2 separate regions of the Homo sapiens genome follow, and region 2 is linked to region 1. Evidence: chromatin loops called from intact Hi-C (ENCODE). Cell type or tissue: PC-9. All regions are shown on one strand.

Region 1 (8,000 bases):
GTAGTGTAACTCACTGTGTCTGCAATTTTCATCTGCACTTCTTTGGATGGCCAGGGGAATGGGGACTTAGGAAACCAAGGCAGAAATGCTGATTCTCTGGCTACTACTATTGCTGTGAGTAATAAATCGCCCTTTGTCTCTGACCCAAAAATCTCATGTCTTCTGCCAGCATTCATGAAACTGGCTGACTAACTTGTTACCTTGCAAGTAGGGTAAAATCTCTGATCCTTCACAGCTTTTCACTTCCACGCCTCCAAATTTCTTAGTATTACAATCTTTGGTTAAATTTGTATCAAATGTATTTATAATTTTTACTGCATAAAAATTGTATCATGATGAGCCGAGTAGCATGCTATGATTCTACCTCCTTTTTGGCCCCATAAGTCAATCACTGCCTTTGAAAAATTTTTAGTTGGTGAGTTTTCTTTTACTCTGGTCAAGTAGTCCCTTGCTTTTTGACAGCTCTATAATACAGAAAACACAACTCACGAGTCAGCTGTCATATAACCTAGCAGTTCTTTCTTTTGACTGGGGTTCTGCCCCTGGAAGCCACCACCATCCTGCTTTAATATGTACGGATTGCTTTTTAGGCTCTAGGCTGCATGGTTGAGCCCGGGGGCAGGCTTCGCAACCCATATTCATGGCCTCCTCTCCCTTCCTCCACCTGCTGTGGAGGTTGGATAAGCCGTTCACTTAAAAAGCTTTTACCTTTTCTTTTCCCCAGCCTTTCCTGCAGTCCAGGTGGCTATGGAAAACTTCTGGCAGGTGAAATGTGAGTAGAGGCTTATCAGGCTGGGGTGGGGAGGGCAGCTGGGTTCAGGGAAGGTTTGTCCTTTTTTGATAAAAGAGACAAGTGGACCCAGATGCCACTCCTTTCCTCCTGGCTGGACTCTGGGTATGACACCAGGACCTGTGGCAGCCATTTCTGTGACAGGACAGACAGGTATATGGCTGGCAGAGTCTTTAAATCAAGCTATAGCTGAAGATAGTCTTGTTCTAGACATTTGTTGGTGTGTGTGACATGAGTGAATACATTTCCTTTTTGCTTAGGCCATTCGGGGTTGGAATCTCCATTTCTTGTAATGAAAAAGTACAAGTGAATGCAAAACCTATTTGCTGTCCCTAAGTAGGTAATGGAGAGTGTAATCATACCCAAGAATCTATGAGGTGGTCATTTCAGAAAATGGGTTTAATGATGATTGTATGTTTTATTTTTGGACAGAGAATTCTTAGTTTTGGTGGTGTTTCTTCCATGTTCCCTTTGTAAGTTTTATAATGATTGCATAAAATGCTGATGGGGGCAAGTGGGAAAGCAGGAGCTGTGGTGACGGGTTCTCCAGATCTAATTAGGCTAACCTTGGACCTTACAGTGACTTTTCTTGAAAGTACCTTATTTTATAACTCAAATAGTAACATTATGCTAAATTATGCTTTATTACTCATAAATAATTCATGTCCATAATTTAGTATTCCTAGCATTCTGAATTGCTTCACTTAGCAAAGAGCAAAATTGCTCTCCCAAAACTGCTCATGATAAAAAGACTTCAAGTTACAGATCCAATTATTGGTTTGTTGTTTTCTACCTACTCACAGCTCTTTCTGGATTAGAAATTAATATGCTATTAGGATATTATGATGACTTATATAAAGCAAGAGAATTGTGAGTGGTGGGTTTATAGTGGAAATCTAGAGCAACTAAATGGGAATTTTAGAAACAGTTATTCTTAAGGGTCAGACATCTTTAAGATGCAATGAGTGGCTTCAGAAGCTGACTCAGCCAGGATCTTTAAACGTTAATACTGTTTGACCCTTGAGAGAAGACATATTCTGTCAATTACCTTGTCAACTCAGCACCCAAGGGAGGGTTTGGAGAAGTAGTTCCTTTTTAATCTTAGTATAACATCAGCAAGGTGTGGACATGAAGTTTGAGAGTTAGGTGGGAGAGGATGGACGTTCTTGGAGTGCCGTGTTTGTGTAGGCCATTCTCTTGGGAGCTAATTCATTCTGCTTTTTCTTTTTTTTTTTTTTTTTTGAGACAGGGTCTTGCTCTGTCTCCCAGGCTGGAGTGCCGTGGCACAATCTTGGCTCACTGCAACCTCCGCCTCCCGGGTTCAAGCAATTCTCGTGCCTCAGCCTCCCTAGTAGCTGGGACTACAGGTGCCCACCACCACACTGGCAAATTTTTGTATTTTTAGTAGAGATGGAGTTTCACCATGTTGGCCAGGATGGTCTCAATCTCCTGACCTCATGATCCACCTGCCTCGGCCTCCCAAAGTTCTGGTATTACAGGCATGAGCCACCTCGCCCGGCCTGCTTTTAAGGTATCTCTCTGTGTTCCCAAAACACTGAGGGTGTGGGGCTCCATCCTATTCTTGTGCCCTTTTATTTGATACCTCTGAAGTGCAGCCTCATTAGCTGATAGCTCAGACTCCGAGGTGCCCCTTGCTCATGGGGTTCCCTCAGAAGAAAACCTCTTCCCATTGTCCTTGGCCTTGGAGAAACCTTCAGCTCCTTCAAGGCACCACCTGAGCCTTCACTCATGCTCGCAGAATTATTAATAATTACCATCCCACAGCACTGCTGCCTGTGGTTTTAGCTGGGGCTCATTTTGCCTGTAGGTGGTAGTTGGGTACGTCTGTAACCTTCACTAGTGAAGCCTCTCGATGGTAAGGTTTATGCTTGATACATCTTTTCATTTACTCGCAGATAGAAGGTGCTCACTTCAACATTTGTTAAGAGAATCAGGGGAGTGGTATATATCATCAGGCAAAGACCAAGAGCTGTTTGTTTGTTCTGTGACCTTGAACAAGTCACTAAACCTTGTTATAGGTCTTGCTTTCCTCATCAGTAAAGCAAGATAATAGTACTTACTTCCAGGACATGGTGAGTATTGGTCCTAACACATGCAACTGCTTAGGTCATTTTAGCACAAATAAATGGCAGTGATTATCATTAGTCATTGCTGGTAAAATGCCCATTTTACTGCTTTGAATTGACCAGAAGTTAAACTGTACCCTTCAGAGGCCTCTATAAATTGAGGGCATATTATGTCCATAGTCACCAGTGCTAAAAGTGTTTGTTCTGTGTTTCCCCCAATGATGACCTTGGTGTTGACGTGTCAAGTTCAGGGAATTGCAGAAATGAGTCACTCTAGTTGCTATCATTGCCCTTTTGCCTGTTGCTGGCCATATTTGTTTTCATAGCAAAATCTGATAAACTTCTTCCTCCTTCCCTCCCAGCGTCTACTAAACACCTGCTATTGAGCCAGGGTCTGTGGTGGAGACAGAGGAATGAGTAAGGCCTGTCATTCAGCATGCCCAGTAATCAGCATGACTTATTATGGATTTAGTCAGCAGAGTTGCAGAACCACTAATAAGCAGAAATTTAGGTAATAGTGTCAAGTTATTCATGTTTTGTAATTGCCACCCCTGTTGTTTGCTCTATGATCAGAAAAGTTGTTCTGGTGGTTTATGGCTTCACAAATGAGTTTAGTTTAGGTTTCCATTTTCTTTTCTTTTTTTTTTTTTTAAATTAAAGACTTTTTTAGAGCAGTTTTAGGTTCACAGCAAATGTGAGAGGAAGGTACAGAGATATTCCATATACTCTGCCCCCATAAACACATAGCTTCCCCCCGTTATCAATAGATCCCACCAGAGTGGTGCATTTGTTACACTTGATGAACCTACACAGACACATCATTATCACCCAAAGTCCATTATTTACATTAGGGCTCACTCTTGGTGTTGTACATTCTGTGGGTTTGAACAAATGTACAATGACATGTATCCACCATTATAGTATCATGTAGAGTATCTTCACTCTCCTAAAAATCCCATCTTTCACCTATTCATCTTCTCCTCCCTTTAGGTAACCTGTTTCTATAGTTTTGTCTTTTCCAGAATGTCATACAGTTGAAATCATACAGTATGTAGCCTTTTCAGTTTGGCTTCTTTCTCTTTGCAATATGCGTTTACGGTTCCTCCGTGTCTTTTCCTGGCTTGATAGCTCATTTCCTTTTGGCACTGAGTAACATTCCATTGCCTGGATGTAGCAAAGTTTATCCACTCATCTACTGAAGGACATCTTGGTTGCTTCCAGGTTTTTGGCAAGTGTGAATAAAGCTGCTATAAACATCTGTGTGCAGGTTTTTGTATGGACATAAATTTTCAACTCTTTTGGGTAGATACCAAGGAGCACAATTTTTGGTAAGAGTGAGAAACTGCCAAACTGTCCTCCAAAGTGGCTGCACCATTTTGTATTCCCGGCAGTAATGAATGAGGGTTCCTGTCGCTCCACCTATTCATCAGTGTTTGGTGTTGACAGTATTCTGGATTTTGGTCATTCTAATAGGTGTGTTATGGTAGCTCGTTGTTTTAATTATATTTGTAAGTGTGAGAATGAAGAACTCTCCCAAGGCTCTTCACGCTCTTAGCCTGTGGTGCTGTAGACTTGGGCCTACTTTCTCATTAGTTTTCTTTCCGTATAAAGGGATGGCCCCTACTCACCTCAGTTTACTGAGGATGCTGCTGACACAAGAAATGGTCAGCAGACTGAGACACAGCTTTGACCCTGCAAAATAAGCTGAGCATGACCTGTGTGTGTTCTTGGCCTCTCCCCAAACAAGAAGAGAAGTTGCAGCTTTGTGAAGTGATAAGGGAAAGTGAATAAAAATGTATGAGAAAATCCCCCTCCCTCAGCCTTTCTCAACCTGGGTTCTGCAAGAGATGTAAGCTCTAATACCCTGAGAAGAGTGTTGTATGTGATGGATTAACCGCAGTCCCATGCATCAAGAATAGCAGTAGCCATGTACCATGCCTGGGAGAATTGAGAAAACTCACACCAGTCATTTTCTGTGCTCTGTAGGTCAGATGAGGCATCCCAATTGAGAAAGGCTGAAAGACTACGTAGGATCCTTTGGGTTAATTGAATGCAGATTCTGTATTTGTTTTCTTAGGCATCTCTTAATTGCGTGTTTGCTGTAGTAAGATTTCTGCTGTGTGTAATGTGTGTCCCCCTCCCCCAAGCCAATTGTTTTAGAAGTTTCCTTTGAATCTGGGTTCTAAATGTACATTTGTGAAAATATGCCTACTTCCAAGGTGCTTTGGGGTATGTGAAAACTAAATTGGCAGTAGGTGGGCATCAGGCTGTTTTGTTTCTTGAAGAAGGTGCTTGTTGGTGACCTGTTTATTTGTCCATTCCACACACCCTGATTGAAGTTGCCATGTGCTGGGAACCAGGGTCATCAGGAGGAATGCAGTGTGGGATGATTTGTAAACCAAGAGTATACTGTCTCCTGGAGGTGATGCTCTGCTAAAAGAAGGCATGATAACCTGTGTGACTTATAGAAGCTGAGTGGTAGGACTTACAGACGGAGGCTTCTATTCCTGTTTGCATGGGATGTAGGGGGTTGGGGCAGAAAGAGAGAGAAAGAGAAAGAGTGGGGGGTAGAGAGAAAGAGGTTTTGTGTGTGTACGCTGTGGGGCAAGAAGGCAGAGTTCTTCAAAGGCCTTTGCATCTGGGCAATTGCCAGTGGTTGGCTGAGCTTGACCGGGACACTGGAATGCGGTTTGTGTGGGAAGAGCTGTGAGGCTGAGCTGGAGAAGAGGGTAGGAGGCAGGTAATGCATAGCCAGCCTTCCCGGCATGGAACTGAGACTCTATCAGTACCCATCGGGGTCACCAAAGGAGGTCAGACTGGAGAGAGGCATGACCAGACGTGCCTGTCAGAGATGGCCACGGTGACCCTTTGCAGTGGGGTGCACTGCTGGGTGGCTGTGTTGGACATTTGGAGAAAGGAGAGGCTTCTATGAGCCGGCAGTATAAGTTGGATGGAGGGAAGAGGATGACTTGGGAAATGATGGGAACTATTAAGGCACCCTTGAATGACCCAAGAATCTCAGGCAGTTGATCCAAGTGGTTATAAAGATGGGTGGCGGCTCCATCCTGGATTATTGAATGTGTGCTATTGAACTACTTTTATTCCAATAGTTTCCAGAGGTTGAGAAGCTCATCTTTACGCTTACTGTGTGCCAGGCAAACTAAGCTCTTCATGTGCTTTTGTGTAATTCTCATGACAACTCCACAGAGAAATGGAGGTATGGAGAGGTTAGTAACTTGCCCACGATCACAGCTGACACGTGGCGAAGCTGGGCTTGAACCCCTCTCTGGCTCCAGTGCCACAGTCCAGCCTTTCTCAACATGTCCTCATTATAAACCCTGTCTGTCCCAAACTTTCTGAGACTCTGAGCAGGGATGGGGGCCGTCCCTACTCCTTTGACCTGGCCAGGGAGTGGGTAACTGCCCAACATACAAAGTAGCTGTCAGAAGAACTGAGAGAACCTTGCGCATTAATGTGGTCCATAATGAGCCCTTGGGGATATAACACTAGAGGAAAATTACAGGTTTTGATGATTTAGTTAATAAGAAAGTGAAAGATTTGTGAGAGGTGGACATTTAGTCAAGTTTGACCAGTAACTTTAAAGGTTCGTTTTTTTGTTTGTTTTTGAGACAGGGTCTAGCTCTGTAGCCCAGGTTGGAGTACAGTGGTGCGATCTCGCCTCACTACAGCCTCCATACAGAGCTTTTTTTTTTTATAGGTCTCATTTTTGTGTGTTAAATCCTTTCTTTGATTTTAGTCTTTTAATTTAATCCTTTTATCTATCCCTTGAGGGTAAATATTTATTTAAAATGAAAATTTCATGAAAATAGTAATTAATTATTTAGAAAACAATGAAAAATTCTCTTAAGACCTCATTTAAGATTTTTTGCTCCAAAACATTATGTAGAAAAACTTCTTTTCTCATGCAGCCATTTACGTAGTTAACAGGCTTCTGAACAGTCAGGGTCTTGCCTTAGCAGCCTGACTTTCTCAGCCATCATGCCACCTGGCCCAGAGCCATGGAAACTCAGGTTGCCTGTATTTTCTGAGCCTTCTGTATGCCTGGATTCCTTGGTATTTTTGTTGGAATTAGCACTTACAGAACAACTTAAAGTACGTTTATTCTGGCAGGTATAGGGTGGAGCCATTAGGGTTGCTGGGGAAGCCGGTGTGGTTAGAGAAGGAAGTCATGGCTGAGTATCTGGGCAGGGTGGGCGGGGACCTTGTGGGTGAGCTCATCACTTCCCCATAATTCAGCTGTGGGGTGGTGGTGGGAGCTGGCGACGAAGGTCTGGGATGTTTCTAGGCAGGGCACCTCTTACTAGCTTTGTTACCTTGTGTAAGATTGAGTATCTCTGCGTCTCTTTGGTCATTTGTAGAATGGGTTTAGTTATCCCTATCTTAAGTCCTTTCCAGGATTAGGTGTAAGAATCAAATAAAATGTCTTCGAAAGCTCCTGGGAAGCTCCTGAATGCATCTTACCTTTTTGCAAGCACTTACTTACAAAGTGCTCTTCCTTCCAACCCAGAGCACTGCGTCGCTCACTTCTATCACTCTGGTGAATTGTTCTAAGTGTAAATTCTCACAGGGGCCAGGCAGGTGTGAAAATGATTGAAGTGGGTGGCCTAGGCAAGGCCATGACATATATCTGTCACCTACTTGAAATGCCAGTCTTGTTTTCATGGAAGGAAATCTTTCCTGATCTTATGATGCATGATGTAACGTGCATGAGTTTGTCCTAGAGTCATGGAACAAACACATGAGGCCAGACATATATGTATAGTCATGTACACATATTCATGAACCGCAGGGCTGCTGTTCAGTGAGTGCGCCCCAGCATGGCTCCGCTGATTGTTAAAACACCACTTGGTAATCAGCCACTGCCCAAGCCCCTTACCTCCATCCTTGTGTCCCCCACCCCAGATCCTCTGGATGTCCCTATCAGCCAGCAGCTGAAAGGGCTGAGGCCTGGCCTGGTCTCTGGGACCTTCCCTAGGCCAGGGACAGACACTGTGCCTTATGCCTGACAGGGGCCAGAGCTCTGCTCGTTGTTAAATATGTTGATTGTCACCTCTGTGGACAAATCCATTATTTTCATACACATAGGTAGATATTGGAAGAGA
Region 2 (8,000 bases), 54 kb before region 1:
GTTTTAGTTTCACCATGTTGGCCATGGTTGGCCAGGCTGGTCTCGAACTCCTGACCTCAGGCGATCCGTCTGCCTTGGCCTCCCAAAGTGCTGGGATTACAGGCATGAGCCACCGTGCCTGGCCTCATCTGGGTTTTTGGATCTCAGCCTGAACCTCACCTCTTAGAGAGGCCTTTCTAAAGTAGAGGCCAGACTCAGGGATCTATTCCATCACTCTGTCTCATCGTCCTATTTTAATTCTCTATGTGACTATCGCATCCTGTAGGTTTTCGTGGTTCTATGTTAACTATCTCTCCTCGCTTGAATGTAAGCTTCTTATGCACAGGACCCTCATGTTTTTTTCTTGCCAATGTCTTCCCACCACCAAAATCAATGTTGTCACATGGTAGACAGTAAATACTGGTTGAAAAAATGAACATCAATAACCACAATAATAGTTGCTTTTTGGCAGCAGGTGCTGATTCAAATGGACTGATGTAAGACCAGGTACTGATTTAAGTGTTCACAAATACCATTTCATTTAGTTCTCTAAAATAATCCTAAATGCAAATATTATTTTCCCCCGTTAACTAAGAAGGAAATGAGGCTTAGGAGAGACTAAATAAGGTTCATGGCTACACCTTTATTAGGGTGCGGGGCAGGGCAGCCCCAACTAATCTATACCTCGACACACATCCTATCCTCTTTGATTACAGGCAGGAAAAGCTGATCCACCAAATTAAAGGTGGTGGCCTCGGGCTGACAAATCTCTGTGGAAGCCCAGGGTGAGGCCCCTTTGTTCTGAGCGGTGGCCTGTGTGAGCATTTGAGGAGGTGCTGTACAGCAAAGGCCCTATCCGTGGCACAGTCTTGATGAGTAACAGACAGACGTCTTTAGAGGCTTTGTTTTCACATCCTCTTTTTGAAAATGGATTTGCTTCCTTAAACACAGTTGGCTTCATCTTTTACATAATACACAGTCATATTACTGCCTTTCGTGAAGCCAGTGTCTTCTTGGCCTCCATGTGTGTCAGCTGAAGCTTTAGACTGTCTGACCACAGAAGCTGATGACCCACAGTCACTTGAATGCTTTCTTCTGTTCCAAGAACCGCACCTAGAGCACCATGGGGATGACCTCATGTCATCCTTGCAACAGCCCAGCTCTGGTTACCTAGCCCATTTTATGGATTAGAACCCTGAGGCTCAAGGGGGCTAAATTTGGCACCCCAAATCACATAACTAGTCCATGGCAGGGGTGGCACAGGATATGAACAAAGGACTGTGTACATTCCTACTGCCTATGTATGTCTGTGCAGCAGCCAGCCAAGAGGCATGTGTTATGTGATGCTTACTATTTATTACTTCTCTACAACAGGGATAAGATAATGATGATGACAATGATAACTCCCAGCCTTGTGATAGGACTTGAGCTTCATTATCTCACAATAGCCCCATAAGGGGTATAGTTGGGGCCCCCACCAGATACACTTTAATCTGCCAGGCACCACCCCGTAGCTGAGTGTTGGCTGCTCACAGGTTGCAGCTGCTTCCTTCTTCTGAATGCTCAGCTAAGGGGAGCCACCTTGCCTAGAAATGCCTGCTTTCCCCCTAGGGGTGGCCACAGACAATGAGTGACAGATATGGGGTGCAAAAGTCTGGTGCCTTGTCTCAAGGTTGCATAACTTTGTGGTGTTCTTCATGCTATGGTGGGATCAGGCTGAGGTGGGATCAGACTGAGAGGTTAAAATGCAGCTGAATCTACATTTTTCTTGGCTTCCTTTTTCTTTCTATCTTGCCACTCACATTCTCTTTCTGAGATCACTTGCACCAAGAATCTGTGTCTCAGGTCCTGCTTCTATAGAACTTCAGACAAGCCCTATGAATCCAGAACTATTGTCCATATTTTGCTGAGCGGGAGCGTGAAGCTGGAGGTGGCTGTCCCCACTTCATCTTGTCCTAGAGATGTGGCATGTCTCTGACCTCCTTAGCCGTGTTGGGAGTGTTCATCTGCAGTGCCCCTCTTTGAAACCACTGCCTCCCAAGGACCAGAGGTGCAATCTCATGGGCTGTGCTCCTCTGGGCCCACTCTTTTTTATCTTCATTCTTTCCCTGGCTTCTGTCTCATCCTGGTTGCCCATCACCCATCATGAACCATGGCCATGGGACACTCTCAGACAAGCTGGAGGCTGAGGTAACCATGAATTTGCCTTGCCCAGCATGATTTTCTTCCTGTGCCTTCTCCTGATAGTAATCCTGCCCTCCAGCTTTGCCCACAGTGTGGACACATGACCCAGGCTGAACCAGGGCACCATCCCTGGCTGGTTACAGAGATTGGCTCAGAAATGAGCACATTGCAGGAACATAAGTCCCTGGATGACCTTGGCCGACCCAGCTCTTCCCCTTCTTGCTTTTCATTCCTAGACAGAAACTACTGAAAATCCTGTAATAAGGAGGAAATGTCTGGAGCAATCCAGGCTACATTCTTATTCCTTCTAGAATAGGATGTTCTGCAGTGCTTGCATTCAGTGGTCCAAGTGGTACCCAGGGTATATAAACCCAGGATGGAGTGCTTTCAGAGTCCCTCAGCTAGAGTGTAATGTGAGGCATGCTTAGACTGCATCTGCCCTTGGCAGCATTCCTGAACCCTGGGGAACTGCTCATGGTGGACCCTGGGTTTCTGTTGATTTTTGCTGCTTAACTGTGAGTAACAAAGTTGCTTTTCATAAATTGTGCCAATGTTCTGTCTTCCCAGACTAGACCAAAAAATGCAAGTGGTGAGGGATTGGGGCTCCTTTTTTCTCCTTGCAACTGTCCTGATGGCGTGGGGACTGCTGCAGCAGCCAGGGCTGCTTTGAGCCCCAGAGTAAGAACCCTCGCAGAACTCTGGAAGCTGGGTTTGTGCAAAACCTCCTGCCAGACTTGAACTTTGCATACATTATCAAGCCAGGATAATTAGAGCCCTTCCTTGGGACTGTTTTATAGAAACTAAGGGAAAGGACAGCCTCCTGCCTCTCGAGTTTTTAGAAGGATTCAAATCTAGGGCTGTCAGCATTCATCTTTCCTGCCATGTGGGAAAGACCCTTCGGAGGTAATATACAGTATGCCGACATTCAGGAAGTGACAGCAGCAAGGCGTGGAGAGAGTAAACAGCAGTCTAACAACAGTGATGCAGTTCAGGGTCTGCCACACCTGGTGCACCCTGTCCTTCCTGCTGACACAAGCCAGCATAGGCTCTGTCATCGATTTCTGTCTGTTTCACCTTGAGATTATCCTGGCTTATCTGGGTGGCTTTATTTTAATCACAAAGATCCTTATAAGAAGAAAGCAGGGGAATCAGAGTCAGAGAGAAGAAGGCTAACTGGCAATAAAAACAGAGATTGGAGCAATTCAGCCAGGAGCCAAGGAGTGACGGCCACCTTTAGAAGCTGGAGGATGCAAGGAAACAAATTCTCTCCTGGAGTCTCCAGAGAAAATCAGCTTTGCTGACACCCCCATAAGATGATTTCAGCCCCATAAGACTCATTTCCAGCTTCTGACTCCCAGAATTGTAAGAGAATAAATTTGTGCCGTTTCAAGCCTCCAAGTCTGCAGTAATTTGTTACGGAGCAATAACAAATGAGCACACACCACTGCACCTCAAGTTTCTCACTTGTAAATTGGAAGTCTTGCCAAATTTAGCTGACCTGTGAGGCCTCATCTAACTCTCTTTTTCGTATTTGCATTCTATAATTATTCTCTTGGCTTTCTTTTGGGCTAGGCAGAATAAGTATCTATAGTATCTATCAGCTGGCTTTTTCAGACATTCAGAAATTGAGGAGCAGTGAGGTATAAGAAGGACACACAGCTCTGGCCAAGGCGAACCAGAACCCAGTCACTCATCTCTTCAGTTCTGTTAGATTACAAAGTCATAGAAGAGGTCTTTCTTGCTTATGTTTTGTTTGGATAAGAATAATTTGGGCCAATCCCAATGGCATTGGCATCATGAGATGACAACACAAGGTCAGACTAAGGGAGGACTTGAAAGTCAGAGTCAAGGTGATGAATAGCAGCCCTTCCCAACAGGCATTGAGTGTTAGAACCAATTATCAAGTTTATAAACAGCCACAAAGCTTCACAGTTTCCCAAGGTGGCACAGACACTTGCACACATGGGATTACTACTTTAGAATTAAAGTACTATGAGGACTTTTTCCCCCGACTTATTAAGGGGCCTTTTCATCTGAAGATCTTGATGTCCATTTCTGCCCAGTGAGAACTTAGAATTTTCAGTCTTCACCTGAGAAAAGAGGAAGAAAAACATCACAGAGGAGAAAGAGGAACAAAAATTTCCACCCTTATGTAAAGGTTCCTTAAACAACTGTGTTGAAACAGGGTCCTTAAACAACAGTAGTGAAAAGGACTACACTGAGTTATTTTAATAGGGTCATTGTTAATTCACTCTTTTTTCATTAAATCAGTAAATATTTTTCCACTTTATAAATGTCTGTCTACCTTATCCCAGGCACTGTTCTAAGCATTCGTGATACATTTTTGAATAAAAGTGGCAACCCCTCTCATCCACATGGGCCACACATTCTTAGGATGTCTGATGGAGCGTGGCATTACTGATTGTGAAAAGCTGATGGCTGTGGAATTAGAGGGCTTCCTCAGGTTCATTCCTGGGAGGTGAGTCACATTGTCAGCCTGTGTCTCCAGCAGCCATTCCTCCTTCCCCACTGTATTGCAAATATATTCTTAAATTTTCTGTATATTATGATGTTTTGACATCATCAAACATTAAACCCATTTTGGGTCCAGGGGAGACTGCCCCTCTGGGGCTAGCCAATTCCTAGAGATAACAAAAGGCCCAGCCTGGAGCGTGGTCTTTGTTTATTTATTTATTTATTTATTTATTTATTTTTTATGTTTGTTTGTTTCTCTTTTTGTTTTTTTTGAGAGAGGGTCTCATTTACTCTGTCGCCCAGACTGGAGTGCAGTGGTATGAACATGGCTTAATGCAGCCTTGACTTCCTGGGCTCAAGCCATCCTCCCACCTTAGCCTCCTGGGTAGCTGGGGTCACAGGCATGCACCACTACACCCAGCAAATTAAAAAAACATTGGGATAGAAACAGGGTTTCGCCTTGTTGCCCAGGCTGGTTTCAAACTCCTGGGATCAAGTGATTCTCCCACCTTGGCCTTCCAAAGTGCTGGGATTACCACACCTGGCCCTAGAGCATTTGATTAGCAAACTAACCAACCAGAGCCCTCCCTCATCTGACCCACACACCCCAGGAGACAATGTCTGTCTGCGTTCATCACTCCAGGGCCAGGTGCCAGGCAACCAGGGACCACCCCTGTAACCTAGAGCCCACTGAAATTCTTCAAACTAGCCAATCCTAAACTGTTCACCCTGCCCTACCTTGCTTTTTCCACAGAAACACCAAGGAAGGCTCTGGTCTAAACCTTGCCCTCACTCCTGTCTTCTGGCTCCTGACCACCCTGGTGTCTTCCCCTGTGGCCCTGCAAGGCATATCATGCTTCCTGTCTCTAGGACCTGTGAGTATAATAAACTTTGTTTTCCTGAGCCTCCCCTGTGTCCCCTGTTGTGCCCACACGGACTCATCCTCGCACAAAAGAACACAAAACAGCCACTCACCAAGCTCCTGTCTCTTTTAGTGGATGAGCACAGGGCCCAGCAGGAAAGGCTGGAGCTCATGGAGTCAGATTCTGTGATTCCAGTTTTGGCTCGGTCACCCCCTAGCTGTGGGACCTCAGGAAAGTCATTTTCAACCTCTCAGAGCCTCAGTTTTCTCAGCTGTAAGATGGAGGCGATAATGATGACTTTGTGTTGCTTCCATGAGGGTTAAAGAATGGAAAGTGCTGGGCCCAGAGTAGCTATGAGTCTCTCACCTGTTCTCGCCCCAATTATGGGCTGGACGAGCTCTGGTATAAACAGTTATTCTGGGATTGAAGTAGACATGGAACACGGAGGTAAGGAAACACCAGAACTGAGGGAGCCAAGCTCATTTGTAAATGGTAACCAGACAGCAGGCGCTGGGCAAGGGCATGGCAGGGAGAGGCCAGGTATCCACTTATTCATCCATTCAACAGACGTTCATCATGCCCTACTGTACACATGCTGGGCACTGTATTAAGACCCAGGGAGACTGAGAATAAGATGGGTACAGTCACGAGAAGGGGACCAATGGAAAGCAATACAATACAATCTGATACGTGCTCTGAAAGAGGGGTGCACTGGTGTGTTTTTGGAAAAGGAGGAGGGCCTATGTCCCACCTGGGCATGGGGAGAGTGTCAGGGAAGGTTTCACAGATCATGCAAGCACTAAATGGAAGGCATTAGCCAGGTGGAAGAGCATTCCAGGCAGGTGGGAAAACAAAGGGCAAGACTTAGTGACTTGGGGGAACCCAGGACATGAGTGTGGCTGGAGCTTAGGGGTCAAAAGGGAGAGAGAAAGGTGCAGAGGCCCTAAGAGGCCAGAACATGGGTGGCTTTTGATGTCAGGCTAGGGAACTTGTAAATATTAGCCTGTGATAATGAGGAGCTATTGGTGGCATTTTGGCAGGGAAAAGACACGACTAAGCTTGTGTTTTATTACTTTGACTGCATTGTGGAGAAGGAGTGGGGCAGAGGGAGCTGTTAGGGGAAGCAGAGCCAGCAGGAGGCTCTAGCTCAGTTCAGGTGAGAAACGATGACAGCTCTGGGAACATGGCAATGGGACTGGACTAGTGGTTCCCATTTGGCTGCATGTTGGAATTACCTGGACAAATTAAAAATAAAATACCCATGCCCCATTCCACAAAATCCAGCATCTGTTTATAATTAAAACTTTTAGCAAAATCAGACATACCTCAATGTAATAAAAGCCATCTATGACAAACCCACAGCCAACATAATACTGAATGGGAAAAAGTTGAAAGCATTCCCTCTGGGAACTGGAACAAGACAAGGATGCCCACTCTCACCATTCCTCTTCAACGTAGTACTGGAAGTCCTAGCCAGAGCAATCAGAAAAGAGAAAGAAATAAAGGCCATCCATATTGGTAAAGAGGAAGTCAAACAGTCACTGTTTGCTGATGATATAATCGTTTACCTTGAAAACCCTAAAGACTCCTCCAGAAAGCTTCTAGAACTGATAAAAGAATTCAGCAAAGCTTCTGGACACAAGATTAATGTACACAAATCAGTAGCTGTTCTATAAACCAACAGTGACCAAGCGGAGAATCAAATCAAGAACTCAGCTTTTTTATTACAAGAGCTGCAATAAATAAATAAATAAATAAATAAATAAATAAATAAAATAGTTAGAAATATACCTAACCAAGGTGAAAGACCTCTACAAGGAAAACTATGAAACACTGCTGAAAGAAATAATAGACGAAGCAAACAAATGGAAACATATTCCATGCTTATGGATAGGTAGAATCAATATTGTGAAAATGGCTATACTGCCAAAAGCAATCTACAAATTCAAGGCAATCAGCTTCAAAATACCACCATCATTCTTTGCAGAATTAGAAAGAACAATTCTAAAATTCATATGGAACCAAAAAAGAGCCCACATAGCCAAAGCAAGACTAAGCAAAAAGAACAAATCTGGAGGCATCACACTACCTGATTTCAAACTATACTATAAGACCATAGTCACCAAAACAGCATGGTACTGGTAAAAAATAGGCACATAGACCAATGGAACAAAATAGAGAACCCCGAAATAAACCCAAATACTTACAGCAAACTGATCTTTGACAAAGCAAACAAAAATATAAGGCAGGGAAAGAACACCCTTTTCAACAAGTGGTGCTGGGATAATTGGATAGCCACATGTAGGAGAAAGAAACTGGGTCCTCATCTCTCACCTTATTCAAAAATCAACTGAAGATGGATAAAGGGCTTAAATCTAAGACCCAAAACTTTAAAAATTGTGGAAGATAACATTGGAAAAACCCTTCTAGACATTGGCTTACTCAAGGATTTTATGACCAAGAACCCAAAAGCAAATAGCTGGGATTTATTTAAACTAA

Evidence for each region. A loop is a pair of places that touch in the nucleus more often than their neighbours do. Peaks named below come from ENCODE experiments on the same cell type or tissue, not always from the same donor. Only the 100,000 strongest peaks of a DNase experiment are listed, where the experiment ranks them.
Region 2: a loop joins it to region 1, with 2.9 times the contacts of the local background. A loop is called at or near these places in 3 of 110 quality-filtered maps.

What each region holds. Positions count from the first base shown.
Region 1 is chr2:134,678,955-134,686,954 of GRCh38, reverse strand. The region is part of intron 2 of TMEM163 (transmembrane protein 163); the gene reads left to right. Among named protein-coding and RNA genes, the nearest start is that of TMEM163, 36 kb to the left of the region's middle. RefSeq lists an enhancer at 3,132-3,201. In PC-9, no CTCF peak of the experiment used is centred here; a DNase peak (open chromatin) is centred at 3,174; H3K27ac peaks cover 2,493 bases.
Region 2 is chr2:134,732,974-134,740,973 of GRCh38, reverse strand. No RefSeq gene overlaps it. Among named protein-coding and RNA genes, the nearest start is that of TMEM163, 18 kb to the right of the region's middle. RefSeq lists an enhancer at 969-1,188. In PC-9, no CTCF peak of the experiment used is centred here; a DNase peak (open chromatin) is centred at 4,603.